Linked DNA regions of Mus musculus: region 2 is linked to region 1. A link is a contact called in ENCODE Hi-C or POLR2A ChIA-PET data. All regions are on one chromosome and are shown on one strand. The core of a region is the stretch at or near the end of the contact, and the rest is flanking DNA. Distances in the headings are between cores, read along the strand shown.

Evidence for each region. A loop is a pair of places that touch in the nucleus more often than their neighbours do. ChIA-PET counts read pairs that join two places held with the same protein, here RNA polymerase II (POLR2A).
Region 2: a loop to region 1 is called in a map of gastrocnemius, with 2.7 times the contacts of the local background. The contact joins the enhancer-like site here to the promoter of Tdrd3 in region 1. A Hi-C loop is called at or near these places in 9 of 37 maps with a recorded cell type or tissue (adrenal gland, gastrocnemius, heart and 1 more). POLR2A ChIA-PET finds 5 or more read pairs at or near these places in 2 of 5 experiments (Patski and embryonic stem cell).

The regions. Positions count from the first base shown.
Region 1 is chr14:87,414,861-87,419,235 of GRCm38, forward strand. Tdrd3 (tudor domain containing 3) reads left to right here and starts at 1,723. Exons shown (of 14, transcript NM_172605.3): 1 at 1,723-1,988. The coding sequence starts at 1,948.
Region 2 is chr14:87,449,711-87,454,085 of GRCm38, forward strand. All of the region lies in intron 1 of Tdrd3 (tudor domain containing 3), which reads left to right. Among named protein-coding and RNA genes, the nearest start is that of Tdrd3, 35 kb to the left of the region's middle. Within about 2 kb of position 2,147, at least 1 of the 3 ENCODE cell types and tissues checked has a DNase peak (open chromatin) inside an H3K27ac peak, as active enhancers do; it is gastrocnemius, where a contact is called at or near this core.

The DNA.
Region 1 (4,375 bases), core at 473-2,972:
TCATAAGCACCTGCAATGGTAAATTCTTATTGTATCACACTGAATGTGAGAACCAGTTTAAAGGCTTATTTATTCAATAGTTCTGGTTACTGGGACATTATAACTTTCACTTAATTTACACGAATAAAAAGTTATGTTTGGGGCTGGTGAGATGGCTCAGTGGGTAAGAGCACCCGACTGCTCTTCTGAAGGTCTGAAGTTCAAATCCCAGCAACCATATGGTGGCTCACAACCACCCGTAATGAGATCTGATGCCCTCTTCTGGTGTATCTGAAGACAACTACAGTGTACTTACATATAATAAATAAATAAATCTTAAAAAAAAAAGTTATGTTTGCTATGGTCTATTTAATAACAAAGTTGGCAATTAACCTGAGCTGTCCATTTACTTTTATTTATTTTTTTCCCCCTCTGTGTTCAGGTCAGCTTGTACATATAAACACACTTGCTGCTCATGGATGATTTAAAACATTTTCTACCACTGCAAATACTAGGAAAGAAATTTATTCCAGTTTCTGAACATGCTGTACACATTTAATTATACGTAGGAGCAAATGTGTGTTCAGAAAGACATCATAGCATATTTCCCAAGGAAGGCATAGTGACTTTAGAACTGTGAACAGCTAAAGTGAGAAAATGGAGATTTCAGTTAACTTCTGGATGCTTAATACCCTTCTTTCTCTAATAAGTTGCTTTTAAGTCTCAGGAGCAGCTGCCAATTTTGCAGTCTCTCCGAAGTCTGGCTCAGTGACGGTGACAGTAAAGGTGAAGCAGCCACCGCGACGGGTTGCAGACCGAATATAAGTTATTTTTTTATTATTAGATGTTTTCTTTATTTACACTGCAAATTTTATCGACTATAAGTTCTTAAATAGCCTGTAAGTCTGCAGAATCACTGGGAAATAACTTGCCCCCGACTCTCCTCCTCCGCGCCACCGTCCCAGGAGGAGAAGGACCCAGATTCTGGAGTAAACTTTTTAGGAGCACCAACAGGCCCGCCCCGACCCAGAAACCTCTTCTCTGATTGGGCTGTGTGACTCCTGATTGCCCAATCACGATAGGAGCGTTCCGGCGCAGCTCGGTGGCGTCGCTGCGCGTGCCCAGTCGGGGACACGCCGTGCACCCCGGTCCTCCCGCGTGCGGCAAAGGGCACGGCGTAGGGCGGTGCTAGCCCGGTTAGGTGCCGGTGCCAAGGTCGCTGGGCCACGCTGGGTTAGGGCTACGCCCAGCAGGAGGGTGACAAGAAAAAAAAGTCTTGTCCCTGTTGCCCAGTTTCAAAGCCAACTCCCTTAAGTGCAGGGTTAGGGTGTCGCGCTCACCCAACTGCCTGCGGGGACCCAGAGTGGGGTGCGAGCCGCAGTCTCTGAGCCTCGGCCGACCGCAAGGCCGGGCGAATGGAGCGGGCCCTGGTGACAACAGCCAGCTCGGGTGCAGAATGGGCTGGGCTGCACCGCCCCAAACGTGGCCGTGGTAGCATCATCCCCGATGCGCCGCCGCCCGGGCCGCGGGGGTCCGTGTCCCGCCCCGTGAGGCAGCCTAGTCCCTGGGATGCGCGGCTCCCGCATGTGTGTGCAACTTAGAAAGTGACCAAGCAGCCCGGTCCCCGGCAGCAGGAGCGGCGCCAACCAGCCTAGCCTAGCGCCGTCCCCCGCGGCGCCGTGTCCGATCCCCGGCCCAGGCCGCGTTTGGCGGCTCGCCGCTCCCAGCCCGGGCCGGCCCCTGCGGCCGCTCACAAAACGCGGCGAGCGGAACCCGCACGCGGAAGCGCCCGTCTCACTGAGCATGCCCAGTGGCACAGTCGAACAGAGGAGTTTTTTTTTCTTTTTCTTTTCTTTCTTCTTTTTTTCCCCCTCTTTCTTCTTTTTCTTTTTTCTGGGTCTCCAGTAGGAGGCCCGTCCCCCACCCTCAGTTCAGACCCCCGCCGTCCCCGAGCCTGAACAGCTAACCATGGCCGAGGTGTCCGGCGCCGCGTTGTCCCAGGCGGGTTGGTAAGTGCCGCGTCGCGCCGGCCGCCCGGCCCCGGGCTCGGGTCCGGCCCCGGGGAAGGTCGGGAGAGGGGCGCCGGGGATGCGGCGAGGAAGGCGGCCACGGCCACCCGCCCCCGTCCTCTCGGGGGCCCTCGGGGCCGGCTCCGCCCCCGGCGCCACGCGGAGCTGGGCGAGCGTCCCCGCTCCCCTAGGGGCGGCGGCCTGCGACCGGGAGCGGCGCGCCGGCGGCAGCGGCGGCGGCGGCCCGCGGGGAGAGAGCGAGGCCTCGGGGCCGGGGAGCGGGCGGCGGCCAGGCCCCGAGCCGCGCCGCTCAGGAGCACCCGCGGGGCCGAGCACGGCGCGCCGCCGCCCCTGGAGGGTGTCGCTGCGGCGGACGCGGGAGGCGGCGGCCTGCGGGAAGTTGGCGGGAGCACGGAGCCCAGCCCCGCGCGGCGGCCGGAGCCGGCCCGCTGCCCTCGTTTCAAACTACCGCGCTGACCGGAGCGCCGCTGCCCTTGCTGCACGCTCAACTCGCGAAGCAGAGAATGACCGTCCCGGCTACTCGTGCCGGGGCTGCCCCGTGGAACTTTTCTGGAAAGGATGGTGTTGGTCTGATCTTTTTTTAAAAAATACTTTTCCAGCCGTGACTTTTGGGGATCTGAAAGCAATGACAAATTACTTGACATTAAGCAGTTTCTGGAATTGCAGCCACACCAGTTGTAAACATCCAGTTTAATTCAGCGTCGCTTTCCCCAGCCTGGCGTAGGTACCTTCTGGGCTGATGGGTAGGGGTGAGGATGAAATACAGATTACTCGTCCCAGCTTTCTGAAACTACACTTTAGTGAGAAGGGAGATCAAGAAAACTATCGCAGTGTTAGCAAAGCGTGAAGGACAGACCGAGCACTTGATGACTGAAGGAGAGAAGTGGGTTCTGGCAGATGGTGAAGAAAGACTTTGCAGATGTAGAGTTAGGAATGTGTTCATTTTGGAGAAAGGACACTAGATCCTAGAGGTAACTGGAAGTAGGGAGGTATTTGAGGATTAAAGCCAAGAAGGAGGAAGCCAGTGCTTAAAGGGTTGGAATTTTACTTTGATCTTAAAGTTTTGACCAATAGGGCAGAGACAAAGCAACCCTGCTGTGAATGCTTTGCTAATTGACTTGACAGGCCTTTTTTTTTTCCTGCCCTACTCACAGGTGTAAAGATGAAGGCAAAGAATTAAGTAACTTTCTCCCATGACCTGGCTAGAAAGTGGTTGAAATAAATGTTGATGTAACTAGGCTGGTTCAGTCCTGTGTACTTAGTATTTGTTTATAAAGTACAGACCTCCTCACCCCCCGCCCCCCCCCCCATTTACTGCAAATTGTAAGTTAAAAATTTCACTTTATTCAGTTTTATTTTCCTCTTTCAATGGGATGCCTCCTTTCATTTTCTTGATTTTTTTTTTTTAACAAGGCTGTCCAGAATAAGCTTAAGTCTGTCTTCATTTTAGTTTATGTAGCCCAGGCTGGCCTCGAACTCATGATGGGATTGCAGGTTTGGATCACACCAGACTTAGCATCTATTTGAGTTCTACATTACACTGAGTCTTACTCTTATAAACTAGTGATACCCCTTTATTTACACATATGGCCTTTTGCGTAAATTCTGAAACATGGCTGCATCCTATAAGAAGGTTTGTTAGTTTATTAGGATCCCAGAAGATTCTAAATTTGTTTTATCCGGACTTTTATAACTAACTCCTTAAGGGCAGAGAAGTCTATATTATTTTTCTGTGGTATCTTAGATACTTAGAAATATATTGCATCATAGGGTCTTATTCATTTGGAAGAGTTGACCTTGGAATGGCCCGGTCAGTCACAAATGCCCAGGCAGAGTCCGGTTCCTCCTTTAGTAAGATTGTTACAAATCTCCAGCAATGTTACATTTTATCATTTGCCACTTTGTACTACAAGTTAGGTTTACATATTCCTTTCTACCAATCTGTTTTGCTTCTGAAGAGTCCAGATAAAGGCTGGGATCGCTAAAGTTCTTACATCTCTAAGGTGGGTAGGAGTTTTCTAGAATCCTGACCCATGTTCACCAAAGTTTGTGCCAAGGAATGAAGGCATGGGCTCTCCTCAGTGATGTGGCTTGTACTAGGCCTTTAATTAGAGACTTAAGCATGCTCCATGAATTTCAAAGGTTTAAACAGATAAGAGTGCTGTGAAGAAAAGTTTAGACTAGAGAACAGCTTTGAATAACTCCATAGTGTTCTGACATCCAGATTTCCCCTCTGGGGTGGTTGTTGACTCTAAACAAAATATTCTTTGGACTCTAGTGTGCTATGTACTAAAGTAGTTGTAGGTTCTAAAATGACATGCTAAAACATCTACACAGTTACTAATCTGTTTTATCTCCTGTATGGA
Region 2 (4,375 bases), core at 897-3,396, 35 kb after region 1:
AGCTGAGTAGTACTCCATTGTATAATGTACCACATTTTCTGTATCCATTCCTCTGTTGAGGGGAATCTGGGTTTTTTCCAGCTTCTGGCTATTATAAATAAGGCTGCTATGAACATAGTGGAGCATGTGTCCTTCTTACCGGTTGGAGCATCTTCTGGGTAAATGCCCAGGAGTGGTATAGCTGAGTCCTCAGGAAGTACTCTGTCCAATTTTCTGAAAAACCGCTAAACTGATTTCCAGAGTGGTTGTACCAGCTTTCAATCCCACCAGCAATGGAGGAGTGTTCCAGTATCTGCAGCATGTGCTGTCACCTGAGTTTTTGATCTTAGCCATTCTGACCTGTGTGAGGTAGAATCTCAGGGTTGTTTTGATTTGAATCTCCTTGGTGACTAAGGATGTTGAACATTTCTTTAGGTACTTCTCAACCACTCAGTATTCCTCAGTTGAGAATTCTTTGTTTACCTCTGTACCCATTTTTTAATAGGGTTATTTGGTTCTCTGGAGTCTTAACTTCTTGAGTTCTTTGTATATATATTGGATATTAGCCCTCTATCGGATGTAGGGTTGTTAAAGATCTTTCCCCAGTCTGTTGCCGTTTTGTCTTATTGACAGTATTCTTTGCTTTACGGAAGCTTTGCCATTTTATGAGATCCCATTTGTCTATTTTTGATCTTAGAGCATAAGTCATTGGTGTTCTGTTCAGGAAAATTTCCCCTGTGCCCATGTGTTTGAGGCTTTTCCCCAATTTCTCTTCTATTAGTTTCAGTGCCTCTGGTTTTATGTGGAGGTCCTTGATCCACTTGGACTTGATCAAGCTTTGTATATGGAGATAAGAATAGATCAACTTGCATTTTTCTACATGTTGACTGCCCGTTGAACCAGCACCATTTGTTGCTGTCTGTTTTCTACTTGATGCTTCAAGCTCCTTTGTCAAGATCAAGTGACTGCAGGTGTGTGGGCTCATATCTGGGTCTTCAGTTCTACTCTATTGATCTACCTGCCTGTCTTTGTCCCAATACCATACAGGTTTTTTTTAATCACTATTGCTCTTTAATACAGCTTGAGGTCAGGGATGGTGATTCCCCCAAATTTCTTTTGTTGTTGAGAATAGTTTTCACTATCCTGGGTTTTTTGTTACTCCAAATGAATTTACAAATTGCTCTTTCTAAGTCTATGAAGAATTGAGTTGGAATTTGATGGTGATTGCATTGAATACTCAAAATGCAATTCACAAACCGAATGACGCTCAAGAAGGAAGACCAAATTGTGGATACTTTGATCCTTCTTAGAAGGAGAACAAAATCATCTTGGGAGGAAATATGTAGAAAAAGTGTGGAGTAGAGACTGAAGGTATGACCAGTTTAGAGACTGCCCCACCAGTCATCAAACCCAGACATTATTGTAGATGTCAAGAAGTGCTTGCTGACAGGAGCCTGATACAGCTAGCTGTATCAGAGAGGCTCTACCAGAGCCTGATAAATACAGAGGTCGATGCTCACAGCCAACCATTGGACTGAGCACAGGGTCCACAATGGAGGAGCTAGAGAAAGGAGGACTGAAGGAGCTTGCAGCCCCATAGGAAGAACAATATCAAACAACCAGACCCCCAGAGCTCCCAGGGACTAAACCACCAACCAAAGAGTATACATAGTGGGACCCATGACTTCAGTTGTCTATGTAGGAGGGGATGGCCTTGTTGGATATCAGTGGGAGGAGAGGTCCTTGGTCCTATGAAGGCTTGATGCCCCATTGTATGGGAATGCCAGGGCGGGGAGGTGGGAGTGAGTGGGTGAGTGGGGGAGCACGCTCATAGAAGCAGGGGGAGGGGGAATAGCATAGGGGGTTTCTGGGGGCGGTGGGGAGGACCGGAAAAGGGATAACATTTGAAATGTCAATAAAGAAAATATGCCCCCCCCCAAAAAAGAAAGAAAGAAAGAAAGAAAGAAAGAAAGAAAGAAAGAAAGAAAGAGAAAGAAAGCATCTTTGTAGCTACTACACATCAGAACACAATTAGGTGCTCACTGTACAGATCTGAGCACCGGAGCTGGGCTTCCTCAGACAGACATAAGCAGTGCAGATGTGACTGCCTGCCTGTGACCCTGGCATTCAGACATGCTAGCACCAGAGCAGCTGCCTCCAGGCTCAGCACAGTACCTGTCTATTATGGTGGGCTTTGAGGACAGTGTGCCCATGCCAACCTTGGAACCCCACGTGCACTTATGCAACACACTCACACACACACAGTCACACACTCACACTGTATTCATAAATTTCTGCATTTCCAAAGGATAAGTGTAGAAACAAAGTAAACAAATGTATCTTTTCATGGACTGTTTTTTGTTTTATCAGTTGTACCTTTGAATGTCTACTAAAGGAGTTTCTTCTAAACTTGATTTTTATATCAAACAAAAATTCGGAAATTCCAACAGTTCATTTTATTTTCTCTTTATTTCCTGGCAGCAACAACAGCGACAACAACAATGAAATGTCCTAGCCTGCTTTAGTACGTTTATTTGAGGCTTTGCTTTCCAGCAGCAATGCAGTATTTTACTAGTGAATCGATGCTGCCATCTTGTGGTCTTTTCCGGTAGTGCAGTCTTCATAATTATCCCTGTTAGGTCAGCTCTTCAAAGACAGTCCTTAACAACAACAACTTTTGATTTTTAGTTTCCAAATTTTAAATGCTTTAAAATGTTACCTTAGATATAGTTTTGTAAAAGATTTCCCCTAGAACTTTTACTCTGGCCATTGAAATTCTTAAAGTTGACCAGCAGGTTGTTAATTTTAAGTATCCATATTGTTTTGTATTTCCTTAACTAGCTTTTCAGGATAATAGATACTCTGTAGTGTTTAGTTAGTTGTAAATAAGTTTTTGCACATTTGTCTTATTTCTGCTACAGACTATTTTTCTGAAGTTAGGCCTTTTGTGTACTATGACTTTCATGATGATTTCTTTGACTTTAAGTGTGTCTATTTTTATAACAAACTAAAATTTGATGTAAAAGACACTAATGTTTAATGTGTTGTGAATGTATGTGTATGCAGGAAAATTATTATAACAGATTAATATAGCAGCAAAAATATCTTCGATTTGTACATAAATCATAAAAAGTTAACACTGAGAAAAGCAATTCTAAAGATAGTTTATTATTAAATGAAATATATGTTGTATTGAGAGAAGTTTACTAAATTAAGACTACCACCAAGGACTTATACTCAGAGGGACTTTAAACACACACACACACACTCTCTTTTTATATATATATATATATATATATATGTATATATATATATACATATGTATACACACACACACACACACACACACACACACACACACATATATATATATATATATATATAGCTAGCTTTGGGCCATCTATATGTAAACCATAGAAACCATAGAACCATAGAAAAAGTTGTATTTCCAGCTTGATTTCTGTGTCCTGCAACTGAAGTGTATTATGTCCTTAGGAAAAGCTCTTATCTCGGTATAATAGGCAACTAAAAGCAGCAACTGTGTTGTTGTGAGGTTGCTGGGACCTCCCTTGCTCTGAGATTTTTATCTTATAACCAATGCTTCCCTTGGGAAGAAAAATTCTCATCCATGCAGGATACCTGTGCTCATCCTTTTGTTGTTGTTAAGTCTTTTCATTCACTTTTATGTACATTTCGTTCAATTACACACACTCATCCCCCTCTGGTGTGTGTGTGTGTGTGTGTGTGTGTGTGTGACTGAGAGAGAGAGAGAGAGAGAGAGAGAGAGAGCGCTCATGTGAGCGTGCTCATGTATCCGCCCTCCTGCCTGTCTCTCACCTCCCCGTCTGCACTTGACCCTCTAACCCACAGACTTCCCTGTCTACTTTTGTCATGTGTTCTGCTTTGTTCAGCCACCTTAAGTCCTTGCACCCTTCCCGCTATCATGGACCGTCTACTTTTCAGGCCTCTATGAACACTCCAAATTCAGCACACAAATTGAAAATCTTGAAGATCCGTGTATAAGACAGAGCAAGTGTTTTTAGGTTACCTCACTTTGTATACTAATTCCTGTCCCGTCCATTTTCCTTGTCATTTCACTTTCTTTAGACATGAATGAAGTTCCATTATGTAGAGGTACCACAATTCCATTGTATGGTCATCAGGTACTGGACATCTACACAGCTCAATTGTTCTAGTGTGGCTTGTTCTTTCTTGTGTACTTATGGATGGATTTGCCAAACGATTCTTTCAACTCTATCTTGATCACACTGCTGTTGCTGTGAAGAGACACCGTGACCATGGCAACTGTTCTGAAAGAAAGCATTTAATTGGGGCTTGTTTCAGAGGATGAGAGGTTTAGTCCGTTATCATCGTGACAGGGAACCTGCTATCACAC